Regions from separate parts of the Homo sapiens genome. Here region 2 is linked to region 1. A link is a contact called in ENCODE Hi-C or POLR2A ChIA-PET data. All regions are on one chromosome and are shown on one strand. The core of a region is the stretch at or near the end of the contact, and the rest is flanking DNA. Distances in the headings are between cores, read along the strand shown. Region 1 has its middle 200 kb from the start of LINC01756. Region 2 has its middle 69 kb from the start of MATN1-AS1.

The links. A loop is a pair of places that touch in the nucleus more often than their neighbours do. ChIA-PET counts read pairs that join two places held with the same protein, here RNA polymerase II (POLR2A). Pooled maps may share reads with other maps.
Region 2: a loop to region 1 is called in a map of head of caudate nucleus, with 5 times the contacts of the local background. The contact joins two enhancer-like sites. A Hi-C loop is called at or near these places in 23 of 168 maps with a recorded cell type or tissue (GM18951, IMR-90, K562 and 11 more), 4 of 37 single-sample maps with no recorded cell type and 5 of 50 pooled maps. POLR2A ChIA-PET finds 5 or more read pairs at or near these places in 2 of 52 experiments (PC-9 and activated CD4-positive, alpha-beta T cell).

Annotation. Positions count from the first base shown.
Region 1 is chr1:29,549,270-29,552,110 of GRCh38, reverse strand. No RefSeq gene overlaps it. Among named protein-coding and RNA genes, the nearest start is that of LINC01756, 200 kb to the right of the region's middle. RefSeq lists an enhancer at 825-1,551. Within about 2 kb of position 1,435, at least 2 of the 41 ENCODE cell types and tissues checked have a DNase peak (open chromatin) inside an H3K27ac peak, as active enhancers do; they include PC-9, where a contact is called at or near this core.
Region 2 is chr1:30,648,221-30,651,061 of GRCh38, reverse strand. No RefSeq gene overlaps it. Among named protein-coding and RNA genes, the nearest start is that of MATN1-AS1, 69 kb to the left of the region's middle. RefSeq lists an enhancer at 809-1,499. Within about 2 kb of position 1,446, at least 4 of the 41 ENCODE cell types and tissues checked have a DNase peak (open chromatin) inside an H3K27ac peak, as active enhancers do; they include PC-9, where a contact is called at or near this core.

The sequences.
Region 1 (2,841 bases), core at 186-2,685:
CCGAGTTTGGTCAGGGGCCTCTCTCTCCTCTCTCACCCCTGGTCCATACCAGTCTGTGAGTTCCTTGAGGGTAGAGGCCTTGTCCTGCCCACCCCTGTGTCCCCAAGCCCAGCTCAGCACTTGATCCACAACAGGGCAGGCACCAGCAACCATTCCTTCAGCTCATGGGCGGCTGAACAGAGATTTACATCTATGTTTAGGCTCCAAAGCTCTTAACTGAGGTCCAAAGAGGTTAAGTGCCTGAAATAGCTAAACATACCCTATTGATATTTGCAAAGCCAGAGATCTGAGGTGGACAGTTAGACACGGCCTAGTGTCAAAATGCACAAATCCCACATCTCATTGCCAAGTCACATGCCTGGCAACGCCCATGTCCCCGCCCCTCCCGGCTTAGTACCGACTGAGACTTCGAAGAGACACAGTGAGGGTGTCTGTCTCAAACACCACTGAGTTCCCTGGCACTGCTGGAATCCTAAAGGTCTATTTCGTAGGCCATATCAAAATATTTCTGATGTTGCCCAAAAGAGCTGCACGGGACACTCGTGCTGTGCCAACCACAGGAGGAGAAATGGCCCAAACATGTGACATAAGCAGATGTGATGAGCTGCACCCCCCAACACACGGGAGGGGCAGCTCCGAGTGCAGGAGAGTCCCAGCCTTCTCCAGATGTCCCCAAAGGGCCATGCAGGGACCAGGACTTGGCGCCCACTCACCTCAGGCATTTGGTTTCCCGTGGTGCTGACTGGGAGGCAAATGTCCCTGGAAGGGGGCGTCAGGCTCAGTGGCCTTTGGGGACAGCTGGAGCCTCCATGTGCCAGGCCCTGTGCTGGGCACTGGGGATGCAGAGATGCCAGATGTCTTCCGGGGAGGAGCGTCTATGCTGAGCCCCGAGGGTGAGATGTTAGGCAGACGTGGAGGGTGGGGACTGACCATCACTCGCTGCTGTCACCTGCCACGTGCTGGGGCTGTGTTCTAAGCGTTTACTTGTATTAAATCCTCACAGTAGCCCCCGTGAGAGTGAGGGAGACACTATCACTACCCCCATTTACAGATGAGGAGACTGAGGCACAGAGAGGTTAGGAACTGCTCATCATCCGGTCACCCACCCGGCCAGGTTTCAGACCGAGGGGGCCTGGTTCCCGAGTCCTCCCAGGTCCCTGCTGTGCACGGGCAGAGGGAACAGCAGTGGCATAGGCTCAGAGGCAAGAGTGGGGGCAGGGAAGACTCAGGCAAGGGACATAGCTCAGTCTCACCTGGAGTGACAGCATGGGCAGCTGAGGGCGAGTAAGGCTGGGGGAGGGGCCGGCCCCGGGGAGCCTGACCCGCAGTCAGGGTATGACCACCCACACTCACTGCCCCGGGCAGGAGCACAAGGACAAAGCTTTGCCCTCAGGGCACTGGGTGGTGACTCCCGCAGGTCTCACTCCCCAACTTCGGGGCTGTGTCATCACCTCTGGGCCCACAGGCCCTGGCACAGGGCAGGGGCAGCCTTTGTCCATTTGGACTGCACAGGGCATTGCTTTCTCCTGCTCTGCGCTCAGCCCCGAACAGGCACGATGGAGCTGCAGACATGGGGGACACTGCCCTCAGTAGCTCTCGGCCCAGCCAGGGACACAGGTGAAAGTTCTGAGTGCTGCACCCGACATCACCAGCTCCCACATTCCTGACAAGTGGCTGAATGCACTTGAATCTGAAGGGAGATGTGGCCACGTGACTGGCTCTGGCCACTGTGCTGTGAGAGGCGGCGGCGTGTGTCACCTCCAGGAGGGGCAAAAAGGGCCAGGGCAGGGTTGATGCCTTCTTCCTGTTGCTGCATGAAGCCCTGTCCAGGTGAGAGGTGAGAGACTGCAGTGAGCAGAGCCCCGAGCCCCACCCTGAGCCACCCAGGCAGAGGCAGGAGCCTGCTCCTGCTGAGGGCGCAGGGCCGTTGATCACTGCAGCACAGCCCAGGCCCAGCCCATGCCCTGCACAGAGCCAGGTCACCTGAGAAGGTAAACACCACTGTGAGGAGGGAGGGGGCGGGGAGGCCGACTCCCCAGCCCCCAGTTCCCCAAGGAGGCTAGTCCCTGTGGGACGGATCCCTCAACGCCACCAGTCACAGGTCTATGGTGGTCCTGCCAGCATCAGGGCGGCTCCCAGGCCCCACCTCCAGCCTCTGACTGACCCAGACCTGGGGCCAGGTCTGCATTTACTCAGCCACTCAACAGGGAACATAGCCAGACACCAACCCTGTGCCAGGCGTGTGCTGGGCCCTGGAAATACCCAGGAACAGGACCCATGAGGCCCCTGCCCGCCTGGAGCTCATGGACTAGTGAGAGCAACAGTGATTCCAGTAAACCCCCAAGGAAAGAATTACAGAAGGTGCTGAGAGAAACCAGAGGAATGCCAAGAAGCTGGGGTGAGGGGAGCCAAGTCTGTGGGGCAGTGGGGGGAGAGGTCACATTTAAGCTGATGAAGATCAAAGGGACCGGCCAAGTAGAGGAGAGCAGGAAAGGGCATTGCAGGTGGAGGGAACTGCGTGGGCAAAGGCCCTGTGGCAGCAAAGCGCTCGAGTGTCCATGGGAGAGACAGCAGGGAGGGGAGGGAGGGCGAGGGCTGGGCCACACAGGCCTGGGAGCAGCAGTGGGGGGTCTGCACTTGATCCTGGAGGGAAGGAGAAGCCACTGAAGGGTCAGGAGGAAAGGGATGTGACCAATCCTCATTTCAGAAGAATCTTCTGGGAGCCCAGGGCTAAGCACAGGGCCTGGCATACGGTTGGTGCTCAATGAATGCTTGCTGACAATGACACTGCAGGAGGGAAGTGGGGACACTCCATGTAGGGCGACACTGACCGGCCCTGCA
Region 2 (2,841 bases), core at 197-2,696, 1.1 Mb before region 1:
CTTTGTCTCCAGCCTGGTTTTTGTTTCTTTCTAAATCATTTCGATTTCGGGAACATTTTTATCTGTGTTTTCATTCTCCCTTGTTTTTCATTGTGCTTCTCTCTGGGTAATCCTAGGCTTGCAGGCGGCTAAGTACGACGTGTACATTTCAATGAAATGCAATAAAATATAATTGAACATATTTCTTTCATGTCTGAGCGACAGATTAATCTCCCAGACACATCTCTGTTTCCTCTTTGCTCCCTCCACGTTTTGTTGGCGTGTTTCCTCCCCTTCCCAACATTGCTGGGATTTGAATGGTTCCCTGGCACCTGGTCACTGGAGATAGACACACAGTCCTGACTCTATAGCCCCACATCTGTGATTGATAAATGATCCTCCTGGGGCAGAGGAGAAGGAACTGCCCGCGGGAATGCCAGCCCCAGGTGGGGAGAGAAGAGGGGTCTCTGCTGCTGATGGGGAGCAGTGGGGGCCCATCAGTAGGACTGGGAAGGTCTCCTGTGATGCAAGGACCCTCCCGGGAAGACACACTCTTGGTGCAGCCATTGTGGGTGCCCAGTGAGGGCAAGATCAGCAGGGACGCCCTGGACTGACTTCACATGACTGTGAAGTGCAGGCTCAGCTCAGGGGAAGAGCGAGAGGCATCAGATGGAGCCAGGGCCACAGCCTCAGGGGCGACGTGAGAAACATGGAGGAGGCCCATCAGGTGGAGAAGGTTCATGGCAAGGTTCATGGAGAAGGTTCATAGCAAGGACCTGTGGGTTCTTGTCAGCTGTGGGGAGCAGTTTCACTTCCATCCTGGGAGCAATGGGGAGCTCATAAAGGGTCTAAGCAAGGGAGGCATGAGCAGATAACTGCTCTCTCTGGCTGCTGATCAGGAAGGGACTGTGGGGCAGGAGCTGGAGCAGGAGGCTGAAAAGAAGCTGCAAAAGGGTCCAGATGGAGGTGATGGGGAAGGAAAAGGCTGGGAGTTGGAGAGAAAGGATGGATTGCAGCAATCCTGCTGCCTCCCTGAACATTTATTTTATTTATTTTCTATGTCCCATAATTGCTAAAAGTGAAAGAAGGCACAATCATTCTGTAGACTAGTCAGAGGTGAGCAGGCTGGCAGAACGTGATCAGGCAAGTAGGAGGAAGGCAGGCAGGGAGAAGGTGGGAGCAGGTGAACGGGCAGGGAGGAGGAAGGTAGACAGGGAGGAGGTGAGCAGGCAGGGAGGAGGTGAGCAGGCAGGGAGGAGCTGGGCAGGCAGAGAGGAGGTGGGCAGGTAAGGAGGAGGTAGGAGGAAGTGGGCAGACAGGGAGGAGGTGAGCAGGCAGGGAGGAGAAAAGCAGGCAGGGAGGAGGTGGGCCTGCTAATAGGAAATGAGCAAGCTCTAGGAGATACACAGGCTCTTGTAGGCTGTGAGCCAGGTGTAGGAATGTGGGTAGGCTGATAGGAGGTGAGCCAGCTGGTAGAAGGTGTGTAGCATGATTGTAAGTGAGCTGTCTGGCAGGAAATGGGCAGGGTGGCCGGGGAGTCCTGGACCTCACGGCCGTCCAATGAAAGGATCCTGTGGAGTGGTTGTGCTGGTCATGCCAGTGGGGTGGAAACCTTCCCATGTCGCTTGGGGGCCTTGTGAGTGTCTGTGTGTTCCAGGATCAGCTGTGTCTGCTGGGCCCCATCACGGCTCCTGTGGGAGCAGTTGTTTGAACTGGGATATGCTGCGGGGCTCAGGCAGGGGCTTTGTCAGCTCCAGGTGCCATGCGATGGACCCAGGCAACTATCCTCATGATGGGCTCCAGAGAGGGTAAGGGAGGCGGCTTGGCGTGGTCAGACACTTGGAACTTCCCTGTACCAGGAATGGGGTGGTCCCAGGCTTCATGGTGCTCACATTCCCATGGTTGCCTTATCTTTGCGGTGCCCTGATGCCCAGCCTGGAGCTGAACACATAAAAGTCACCCAGAAGTCCTCCATATGGTGCAGTGGAATCTAGAATTTAGAGTCAGGCAGACTGAGGTCAAATCCTTACTCAGTTGCTTACTCTTCGTGCCACCTTGTGTGTTAGGCTGGTCTTGTGTTGCTATAAAGAAATGCCTGAGAGTGGGTAATTTATAAAGAAAAGAGGTTTAATTGGCTCATGGTTCTGGAGGCTGTACAGGAAGCGTGGTGCTGGCATCTGCTTGGCTTCTGCGGAGGCCTCAGGGAGTGGCCTCAGGGAACTTACTAAAGGCGGAAGGGGAAGCGGGAGCAGACATGTCACATGGCAGGAGTGGGAGCAAGAGAGAGAGGGGTGCCATACACTTTTAAAACAACCAGATCTCATGAGAAATCATTTACTATTGTGGGGGCAGCACCAAGGGGATTATGCTAAACCATTCATGAGAAATCCACCCCCGTGATCCGATTGAGGTAAGAGGCAGGGCTTGCCTCAAGAGGCGGGACTCAACTCTGGTCGTGTGGCTTGGACACCGGACCAAATTGAGGACTATCTAAGACAAGTGTGGGGAGGAAGCAGCTTTCCATAAGACACACTCACCAGTGTGCCATGTCAGTTTACCATTTCCATGGCAACACCTGGAAGTTACCCTTTCCCTAGAATTTTTTGCATAACCTGCCACCTAATTTGCATATAATTAAAATTGGGTATAATTTAAAAGTGAGTTCTGACAACAGAACAGCCTTTGATCTGCTACTCTGGGCACACTGCCTATAGGGTAACCCTGCTCTGTGAGGAGCAGTACCTTTGCTGCTGCTGCATGCTGCTGCTGCACACTGCTGCTTCAATAAAAGTTGCTGTCTAACACCACTGGCTGGCCCTTGAATTCTCTCCAGGGTGAAGCCAAAAGCCCTCCCACCAGGCC